3 separate regions of the Homo sapiens genome follow, and regions 1 and 3 are each linked to region 2. A link is a contact called in ENCODE Hi-C or POLR2A ChIA-PET data. All regions are on one chromosome and are shown on one strand. Each heading gives the region's core, a stretch centred on a gene start or an enhancer-like site at or near the end of the contact. The rest is flanking DNA. Distances are from core to core; before and after follow the strand shown. Region 1 holds the start of SMPD3 (sphingomyelin phosphodiesterase 3). Region 2 holds the start of TANGO6 (transport and golgi organization 6 homolog). Region 3 holds the start of VPS4A (vacuolar protein sorting 4 homolog A).

Region 1 (3,344 bases), core at 836-3,335, 400 kb before region 2:
CTACCCTGCTCCCCACCCCCACAACATCCAAGCCCATCAGTAAATGAGTAAGTGGTTCATCTACACACACACACACACACACACACACACACACACACAGCCCGAAGCGCAAGCTCTGGCCGTGCCACACACATGAAGACTGAAACACACATGGGTACATTCATCTAGTCACACACATTCACACCCACACTCTGACCCACACCATCATCCATGCAAACCCTCACACACTTAAACACATCCCCTCCCCAGAACCAAATTTGACCTAACATGGCTGATGGGGCGTGGGAGGGTCCAGTCAGGATGTCCCTCTGGACCCTGGCCCACTCACGCCCTGTGAACTCCAGGCCCCTTGCTCAAGGTGGAGCCCCCACCTGTCCCTGTCCTAGTGGTCACAGGTCCTGAACACCCCCACTCTCGGCCCCCGAAGGGGCCCTGGTCACCATCGCGTGCACAGAATCCTGGGTGCCTGGCTGGCCTTAGGGTAGGGGGTATGGGAAAAGGGAAAGATGTGGGGGCATAGTGCCCTGCCCTGGCTCAGCCGCCTCCTCCCTCGGGATTTTCCATCCCGGCTCGCGCGGGCCCGCTAGAAGCCGGTGCGCTTTGTCTCCCGCCCCGCTCCTGGCACGTTTCCGTGGAAGCTGCCCGCGCCGCGCCCGAAGCCCCCCCTCCGCGGCCGCGCCCCCCGCCCAGCCCGCGGCGCAGGCCTGCCAGTGCGGCGACCGCCGCTTTGTCCTCTCGAGGATGCCTGGGCCGAGCGCGAAAGCCCCATGCCTTGGAACAGCCACCGCGCGTCCTGGAAGCAGGTCCCCGAGCCTCGGTTTGGGGTGCGCCCTGCATCGGAGCGGAGCAGCCCCCAAAGATTCGCGGGCACGAGGTTGGGGGTAGCGTCTACCTGGAGCTCTTGAGTGCTTGAGGGGAGACCCGCCCCGTCCCGCTCTGTACATGCCCATCTGGGATTGGCCCCCAGCTGCGGTGCCAGAGGCTCGGTCCCCGGGGCGTGGTGGGCTAGGGCGGGTCGTCTCGACTTAGAGCCCCAGGCCTGGATCCAGGTAGGGAGGGCCTGGGAGATAAGGCCCAGGTGGGGAGAGGTGGGGAGGGGTCCCTCCTGTCCTCGTACATCCCCCTACACTACCTCTCACACCCAGGCCACCCAACCCTCGGCGCGGGCCCGAGCGCGGGGGATTCCGAGTGTCAGTGCTTTCCTCCACCCGCGACTCCGAGAAGGATGGGGAGGGGTCTCCCAGCGTTTCCCTGCCACATTCCAATTCCACCCTTCACCAGTAACCTAGGAGGGTCCAAGTGGGAGGGGTAAGAGTCCTCTGTCTCTTCCACATCCTCGATCCTCCTCTTTACAAAACCCTAGGGCCAAGGGAGGAGGGGGGAATAGGGAGGGGGGCGAGTGTGGAGGAAGGGGCCTGGGCAAGGGTCTTCCCTGCATCCCAAGCAGCCCTTCCTGAATACCCCTGGGAGGGTCTGGGCTAGGGGAGCGGTCCGCGATCTCATCCATCACCACCAGACTCCTTTGTAACCTCGAGCAGCCGAAGTGTTGCGGGGAGGGGTCCCCCTGCCTCGAGTCCCTTCATCCCACAACACCTCATCCTCCCGTCCTGAGTAATCCGAGCAGCCCCGTCGCCAGGCACAGCGGGAGGGAGGGTCCAAGCCTCCTCGCTCTCCCAGGAGAGATGGGGGGTGGGGGTGACCCCCAGCCCTCGCCCCTCATACCCAAGAGCCTTCTCCATGATAAAACGAAAACTAACCCAAGCTGCTCCGACCTCCGGCGCCCGGCCACGGGAGGCCCCTAGTCAGTCGGCGGCTGTCCGGGACCCGCGGTCCTGAGAGCAACGAGAACACGTCCCGTCAACTCCCCAGCCCCTCACGCCTCGGTTCGCCCGCTCCCCAAGAAAACAAAAGCGAATTCAGCAGCACTGACCTCTGACGGCGGGCGGGAGGGCGGTCAGCGCCCGGCAGCGCACCCCGCTCCTCCCGGCTCCTCACAGCCCGGGCTCCCGGCCGCAGATCTGGCGGCGGCCGCAGCGGCGGCGGCTCTCGCGGCTCTCGGGTCCGGAGCCTCCCTCAGACTCAGCACCTGGAGCGGCGAACAGCTCCGCGCTTCATTCCTCTGACCCCGCCTCCCTCGCGCCGCCGGAGCCAATGGTGACCCGGACCCCGCCCAGGAGTCTGCCCATTGGGGGCGTCCTCCCCTCTCCCTCCGGCCCCGCCCGCAGGTTCCTGGGTCTCTCCTTCAAGACCACATCCCCCAGAGACCGGCGGAGTTTCGCACAGCCTTCTGGGACTTATAGTTCTTTAAGGACGCGGAGTGGGCTCACGCCGCGGGTAGGCAAACAGAGCGGGACTGCATTTCCCAGAGTGCACTGAAGACACGGAGGCGCGGAGCAGGGCGGGAGGACCGTTTCCATAGCAAAGACGACCAGCCGAGGATGGCTGGCGGAGGCGTGGGGCAGGCCGCAGGACCCTCGAAGGATCGTGTGAGACCCCGGGCAGCCTCTTGGGAGGCCATTTCGAGGAGAAAACCTTGATTTCTGCCTCAGGACCCTGGGCCTCAGTTTTCCTATCTGAGAAGAAGGGCGAAGAGCTGTGCCCCCGACCACACCCGTCGGTGATGGGGCAAACCGAGGGCAAGCAGGTTTGGTTCCTGCCCAGCAAAGGTGAGGGAGGACGGAGGAGACTCTCCCACCGCATTCAGAACTTTATTCCTTTATTTTTGTCTCAATCTTGTCATAGAGGAGCGCTTCACTTTTGGTCATCCCTTGGGCCACCAGGGCCTTCCCGTCTCCGTCTTCCCATCGCAGGTCCTGGCCTCCTTCACACCACTCCAGGATACCGCAGCATCTCCCCCAGCGCAGCAGACGGAGGGCGCTTCACATGCCCCCGGACCTAAGCCCACTCTCCCCTTCAAGATCTGGACTCCACTTTTTTGCAACACTCTTAACTTCTTTGGAAGCTGGGAAGCCTCCTACTCCCTTGGGCCTCTCCACCCTGCCCTCAGCTAACTCGTCGGCAAGCCCCAGCCTAGACATTGCCTGTTTTGTGAAGACATCTAGATGCTGGGCTGTCTGTTGAGTGCCCCACCCTGTGTTTGAGCAGCACCCTCTACTTCCCCTGTTCTACTTGCATGTTTATGTGCTCGTCTTCCTCATTATAAGATCCACAGGGGAGGGGCCATGTCTATATTATTCATACTTACAGTCCAGTGTCTAGTATCTGGCACGTAGTAGGCACTCACTAGCTATTGAGATATAAATATAGATATTTGTTGAATTGAAAATGAATTGGGCCGGGCGTGGTGGCTCACGCCTGTAATCCCAGAACTTTGGGAGGCCGAG
Region 2 (3,320 bases), core at 457-2,956:
CAAATTGCTTGAGCCCAGGAGTTTGAGACCAGCCTGGGTGACATGGTGAAACGCCATCTCTACAAAAATTAGCCGGGTGTGGTGGCATGCATCTGTAGTCCCAGCTACTTGGGAGGCTGAGGCGGGAGGATCACTTGAGCAGGGGAGGCAGAAGTTGGAGTGAGCCAAGATCACACCACTGCACTTCAGCCCGGGTGACAGTGAGATTCTGTCTCACACACACACACAAGATTTTATTCGGAAGGCTGAGGCAGGAGGATCACTTGAGGCCAGGAGTTTGAGACAAGTCTGGGCAACATAGAGACTCCATCTCTAAAAAAAAATTTTTAGCGTTTTTCCCTCTCAGGCCCTGCATTCCAAAATGACAAAGAAAAGAAGAAACAAGAGTCATGCCAAAAAGGGTAATAGCTATGCGCAGCTTATTCTCGCCCAAGGACCGGACCATTAAGAAGTTTGTCCTTTGGGCCGGGCGCAGTGGCTCACGCCTGTAATCCCAGCACTTTGGGAGGCCCAGGTGGGCAGGTCACTTGAGGTGAGGAGCTCAAGACCAGCCTAGCCAAGAGGGCGAAACCTTGTCTCCACAAAAAATACAAAAATTAGCCGGGCATGCTGGGGCACTCCAGTAATCCCAGCTACTCGGGGGGCTGAGGCCAGATAATTGTTTCAGCCTGGGAGGCAGAGGTTGCAGTGAGCCGAGATCACGCCACTGAACTCCAGCCTAGGCGACAGAGCGAGACCCCATCTCAAAAAATAAAATAAAAATAAAGGTCCTGCCCTCAAAAACATTGTCCTGTGTCTGCGGCATGACTTTCAGACAACATGGTTTTTCAACGTCCCACCAGGATTTATGTAGGTGAAAACCTGTTTCCGATAATCTGAATCTCAAATCCATTCTGTTTTACATATAAAAACAGTTTGGCGGAGGGCATGGTTTTGATAGACCCTGAATTTTCGAGGAATGCATCAACCATGAAAACAGAACACAGATCGAACTTTTACTGGGAACTTTACTAAGTTCACTGAAAAAAAAAATCATATTACCCATAACAACATTTGTAGCTTTACATTCACGATGGATATATATGCGTGTGTACGTCTGTACTTAGGTTTTGTTTGTTTGTTTGTTTTGAGATGGAGTCTCGCTCTGTCGCCCAGGCTGGAGTGCAGTGGTGTGATCTCGGCTCACTGCAACCTCGACCTCCCAGCTTCGAGCGATTCTCCTGCCTCAGCCTCCCGGGTAGCTGGGACTACAGGCGCCCGCCACCACGCCTGGCTAATTTTTGTATGTTTAGTAGAGACGGGGTTTCACCATATCGGACAGGTTGGTCTCAAACTCCTGACCTTGTGATCTGCCCGCCTCGGCCTCCCAGAGTGCTGCGATTACAGGTGTGAGCCACCGCGCCCAGCCTGAATATTGTTTTTCTTATCCATACTTCACTGTAAGCAGATGGAAGCATCTGTCTGCTTCATTATGTCTGCCAGTGTTGAGTACCTGAGTATTTTCATATTGAAATATAGCTTTAATGATACATTACTTCTCTCTTCCTTCTTTACATAGCGGTTAATCATATTGAGCTTCTGAAATTGTGCGCGTGGGCAGATTAGCCATTTTTGGGTTCCCTCTTACCCCCCGGACTAAGCCGGGACGGAAAAAAAATGTGAAGGGGGCGTTCCCGATCGATTTGGCCCCGCCCCATAGTGTGCCCAGAGCCTTCTGCCACACTTAACATGGCGGCGGCGGCGCCCTGCCGAGGCGCCTGAGCGGGTCGCGAGCGTGGTGTTACACTCCAGTCATGGCGGCCCGACAGGCCGTGGGCAGCGGGGCTCAGGAGACATGCGGTCTGGATCGGATTTTGGAGGCATTGAAGCTGCTGCTGAGCCCGGGAGGTGAGAGGACGCATCTCCGCGCCGGGCTGGACCCGGGACTCTCAGGGCCGCCCGGCTTCCGGGGCTGCCCTGCCTTCCGCAGCGTGCGCCCCTTAGGCCCGCCTCGGGACCCTCCGCCCGCTGCTGGGGGCTTTGAGCATTGTCTATGCCCGTCCTCATTACGTTCTTGAGGAAACTGAGGCTCAAGGAGGGCGCGGGATCCGTTGACTGCTGATATTAGCCAACATCTCTTGAGCATTTGCCTTGTGCTGGGCTCTGTCAGGCGGGGCCGTTATTTCATTCAGTGCTTACTGCAGCGCTCTTGGGAGGGGGATATGGACCCAGCTCCAGAGAGGGTAGGGCGCCCGCGACGTAGAAATGTGAGGTCCTAGCCGCGTGAGGGCGCAGGGGCCAGCATGGACCCTTGAGATTTGTACGAAATGCCAAGAAGTCCAGACATCGGAAGCAGTGACGTTTGAAATGGGTTTGGGGAGAGTATTTAGGGGTTACCAGGCGCTTTTAATCTTTGTGGTGCGTGGACAGTTTCTTCCCAGTCTAAAATCTGAAGGGATATTGGGAGTGGTTGAAGCTGCTACTCCTTTTGCGACTGAGGACACCCAAGGCTCACTGAAGAAATTAAGTAACCTGTCCAAGATCACGTGGTCAAATTAGGGGCAGAACACGGACCTAGGCCCGAGATCTACTGAACCCCCTTCTCAGAATCAGACAAATTGTTCAGTATAGGGGCTCTGATGTTATCTGGAGCTTTTGGAAAGGACGTGGAAGATAGAGCTCTGCTTATCACTGGGGTGTATATTTGGGGGAAGGGATGGGAAGGGATCTGTAGAATTAGCAAGGGCACATGAAAGGCCAAAGGGGATCACCTCCCAGTCTCAGATTTTATACTTAAAACTGCAAAAACTTCTGCAAACATTACACCACACCAGCGGGAAGTGAACACAAGTTACTAATATTAGTAAATGAGTGCCTACTAAGTATCAGTCCCCATAGTAGGCTGTTGACATACACATCATTTAATCCTCATTACGATCCCCTGGGATCGGTACTACTTGTATTCAATTTTTACGGATGAAGGACCAAGGTTCAGGTACATTGGAAATTGCCCAATGTCAGACTAGTAAGTGGCAGAATTTGAATTTAGGTTATTTCCACTAAAAGTATGGTAAATATGCTACATTGTCTCAATTAAGAGTCAGACTGCAAAATAGAATTTTAAGTTGCTAATCGAGAGGTCACTTGTCTTCTAACGGCAACTCTTTTTTTTTTTTTTTTTTGAGATGAGGTCTCACTCTGTTGCCCAGGCTGGAGTGCAGTGGCACAATCTCGGCTCACTGCAACCTCTGCCTCCCAGGTTCAAGCGATTCTCCTGCTTCAGCCTCCCGAGTAGCTGGGATTACAGGTGCACACCACCATGCCCAGCTAATTTTTGTCTT
Region 3 (3,595 bases), core at 921-3,420, 470 kb after region 2:
TCCATTACCTTGTCTTTCTCTAATATGATTCTCTAGCACCCTTAAATTCTCTAGTGAGGACCTCCAAAACATAAGGACAGTCCTTGCATTGCCACCATAAAGTCCTCCTAATCAAGAAATCAACATTGGCACACCACCACTCATTCCATAGACCCCATTCAAATGATGCCAGCCATCCCGGCCATGTCCTGTTTTCCTCTCTGGCCTTGGATCCTGGCCAATACCACTTTCTTGCCTTTTGTCGTCGTGTCTCAGTTCTTCAGTCTGGAATGTTCCTCGGCCTTACTCTAATTCGCATGTGCCTGAGTCTCAGCACAAGGCTTTGATTGTTCAGCACAGCTCTCCAGCTGGCTCTATTCGGTGTTGCCTCACAACCAGGCTGTGTCACACACTCTTGGCAGAGATGCCACGATGCCATGCTCTCTTCAGGGTATCATGTGGAGAGACACACGAGGGCCACGCATCCCACCACCAGGGGTGTTCCCTTCGGTCGCGTAGTCAAGCTAATGTCCTCATTGTTTTCTCCTTTGTATTTATTTATTTATTTAGAGATGGAGTTCCGCTCTTGTCGCCCAGGCTGGAGTGCAATGGCGTGGTCTTGGCTCACTGCAACCTCCGCCTCCCAGGTTCAAGCGATTCTCCTGTCTCAGCCTCCCAAGTAGCTGGGATTACAGGTGCCCACCACCATGGCCGGCGAATATTTTGTATTTTTAGTAGAGACAGGGTTTCACCATGTTGGCCAGGCTGGTCTTGAACTCCTGACCTCAAGTGATCCACCTGCCTCGGCCTCCCAAAGTACTGGGATTATAGGCGTGAGCCACCGCGCCCGGCCTCTCCTTTGTATTTAATTAGCATTTTGTGAAGAGAGATTAAGGTGTGCCAATTTTTTGGTTTTTTTTTTTTTTTTTTTTTTTTTTTTTTTTTTTTTTTTTTGGAGGCAGGGTCTTGCTTCATTTCCCAGGGTGGAGTACAATGGCCTGGTCACGGCTCACTACAGCCTCGACCTCCCAGGCTCCAGCAATTCTCCCAACTCAGCTTACGGAGTAGCTGGGACTACAGGTGTGCGCCACCATGCCCAGATACGTTTTTTATTTTTTGTAGCGATGGGGGTTCACCTGTTGCCGAGGCTGTTCTCGAATTCCTCGGCCCAAGCAATCGGCCTGCCTCGGCTTCCCAAAGTGTTGGGATTACAGGCATGAGCCCCCATACCCAGCCTCAACTTGGATGTTTTTTGCCCTCCATTTTTTTTCTCTCACAGGATAGACTTGTGGACAAATGGATCACTTGCCTCTGGTGCGTTTTTTTGTTTGTTTGTTTTGTTTTGTTTCTTAATTTAGCGACGAGGTCTTACTATGTTGCCCAAGCTGGTCTTGATCCTCGGCTCAAGCAATCCTCCTGCCTTGGCCTCCCAAAGTGCTGGAATTACAGGCGTGGGCCAGTACACCCAGCCCTAGAACTGCTTTGATCATTGTATCCCCAGAAACTAGCACACAACGCTGCACACAGTAGGTGTGCATGCCTGTAATCCCAGCTACTCGGGAGGCTGAAGCAGGAGAATCGCTTGAACCCGGGAGGCGGAGGTCGCAATGAGCCGAGATCATGCCACTGCACTCCAGCCTAGGCGACAGAGCAAGACTCCGTATCAATCAATCAGTCAATCAATCCAAGCAAAACAAAACTGGCTTTGAACAGTCAGCGGCATCCCACCAGGGATTGAGCCCCAGTGTGGGGCACACTCTGTTTACATTAGCTAGCTCATTTATTCCCCACAAAAGCCAGACAAGGCAGGTACTAATTATGATCGTGCGATATTAAACATGGAGAAACCAACGCTCTGATAAGTTCGTTTTATTGTGAGAATAAAACTGCTCAATGGGCGCTGTTATTCCAAGCGAGGTCAGGATTTCCGGATTCTACCCCGCTCCGCCCCTGGCCCCGCCCCGAGAATGTACGTCCCGCCAGGCCCCGCCCCGGCCTTGTCCCACCCACCCCGTCCCCGCCCCCTGTCCGTCTCGCCCTAGTCCCACCTCCTCGTCCCCAGTCAGTCCTGCCTCTCGAACCGCCCCCTGCCTTCGCCGAGGCAGGGAGAGGTGCCTGCAGTGCGAGCCGTGGACGCTAGGGGGCAGCCGCTCGGCTCGGGCCCGACCGCTCTGGGCTGCGCTCCTCGCTTGCCCTCGGACTCGGCTCCCGCTGCGAGCGGCCGCCCTGCCCGCGCACCGCGCTCAGCGCCCACCGCCGGGCTTCCCGCGCCGGACCCAGTACCTCGGCTCCCCGGGGCCGGACCGAGGCCGCAAGCAGCGCCGCGGGGTGTGGGGCGGACCCAGGAGATGAAATGACAACGTCAACCCTCCAGGTACTTCGTGCGGCCCGGCCCGACTTCGGAGGCCGAAGGCAGCGGGGCCTGCGGGCCGCAGAGCCGGGCGGCGGGCGGGTGGTCAGGTGGGCGCCTCCCAGCCCCGGCCTCGCGACCCCGCTCCGGCCGCCCCCTCGCCGCTTCCGCCCGTGTCTGTTTCCACGCGCTCGGAGCCGGGTGGCATCTCCACCCTCAGGCCTTCCGGCCCTGCCCGGCTGGCCCAGCCCCAGGGCCGCTTCGTGTAGCCGGCGCCCCGGTACCGCCGTGGGGATCAGCCTCACCCGAGCCGCACAGGCACCCTCAGGAAGCTCGGCCCGGGGTCCGGCTGGGCGTTCAGACAGCGATGCTCGCTCCCTCCTCTCCTGTCTCGCTCCCTCCTCTCCTGTCCCGGGTCCTGGAAGTCCCTCGACCTCACTTCGAACAAGCCCCGGCCCCTTCCCCAATCTTCGACTTCCTCTTCTCGGCCAGCGACCCTTCATTCATTCCCTAGATCCTGCAGGGTGGTGCTGGGATGGCGCCACCTGGGTGAACAACTGACCCACCCTCTAGGTGCTGTCAGTCCTGCGGGGCCAGAAGAGATCAACATGCTCAGGCCTCATTCCGGGGTTTGAATCTCAGCTCTGCCACTCACCAGCAAGTGACCTTGGGCTAGTTTTTTTTTTTCATCTTCGGGTCTCGAGTTTCCTGGTCTGTAAAATGGGGTAATGCCCTCTAGGTTGTTGTGATGATAGCTTTAAATTGAATAATTACGGTAAAGCATTCTTGTATGTCTGGCACATAGTAGGTGTCCATTAAGTGACAGCCAACAAAGTGCCTGGGAGAGTTAGGCAAGACTTCATGGAAGAAGGGACATCAGAGTTCCAGTAGCATTCAGAGACCTGGAGGTGGAGGAGGGCAGAAGTAGGAGCAGACATGGAATGAGTTGGGGTACCAGGTTAGGAATTAAGAGTCCATAGCCAGATCCCACCGTACCACCAGCAGAAGCCGCAGATCCCGTCTGCCCAGGCAGGTTTTTTATGGCCCGTGAACCGAGAATGTTTTTCAGTTTCAAACACAGGTGTATTTATTTATTTTTAAATTTTATTTATTTATTTTTTTGAGATGGAGTCTCACTCTGTCACCCAGACTGGAGTGCAGTGGTGTGATCTTGGCTCACTGCAGCCTCTGCCTCTCAGGTTCAAGCGATTCTCCTGCCTCAGCCTCCTGAGTAGCTGGGATTACGGGCACCCGCAACCACGCCCG

Evidence for each region. Hi-C counts contacts between places; a loop is a spot of excess contacts on that map. ChIA-PET counts read pairs that join two places held with the same protein, here RNA polymerase II (POLR2A). Pooled maps may share reads with other maps.
Region 1: a loop to region 2 is called in a pooled map, with 13 times the contacts of the local background. The contact joins the promoter of SMPD3 here to the promoter of TANGO6 in region 2. A Hi-C loop is called at or near these places in 5 of 37 single-sample maps with no recorded cell type and 12 of 50 pooled maps.
Region 3: a map of CD8-positive, alpha-beta T cell shows a loop between it and region 2 (26-fold over the local background). The contact joins the promoter of VPS4A here to the promoter of TANGO6 in region 2. A Hi-C loop is called at or near these places in 5 of 168 maps with a recorded cell type or tissue (CD4-positive, alpha-beta T cell, CD8-positive, alpha-beta T cell, K562 and 1 more), 3 of 37 single-sample maps with no recorded cell type and 13 of 50 pooled maps. POLR2A ChIA-PET finds 5 or more read pairs at or near these places in 1 of 52 experiments (RWPE1).

Annotation. Positions count from the first base shown.
Region 1 is chr16:68,446,423-68,449,766 of GRCh38, forward strand. SMPD3 (sphingomyelin phosphodiesterase 3) reads right to left here and starts at 2,086. Exons shown (of 9, transcript NM_018667.4): 1 at 1,931-2,086. LOC124903705 (a long non-coding RNA gene) reads left to right here and starts at 2,418. Exons shown (of 2, transcript XR_007065097.1): 1 at 2,418-2,644; 2 at 2,743-3,344. RefSeq lists a silencer at 1,784-2,303 and an enhancer at 2,404-2,453.
Region 2 is chr16:68,841,825-68,845,144 of GRCh38, forward strand. It overlaps TANGO6 (transport and golgi organization 6 homolog), which reads left to right and starts at 1,707. Exons shown (of 18, transcript NM_024562.2): 1 at 1,707-1,887. The coding sequence starts at 1,794. RefSeq lists an enhancer at 1,678-1,947.
Region 3 is chr16:69,309,180-69,312,774 of GRCh38, forward strand. It overlaps VPS4A (vacuolar protein sorting 4 homolog A), which reads left to right and starts at 2,171. Exons shown (of 11, transcript NM_013245.3): 1 at 2,171-2,353. The coding sequence starts at 2,333. RefSeq lists enhancers at 1,043-1,993, 1,994-2,943 and silencers at 1,886-2,025, 2,086-2,635.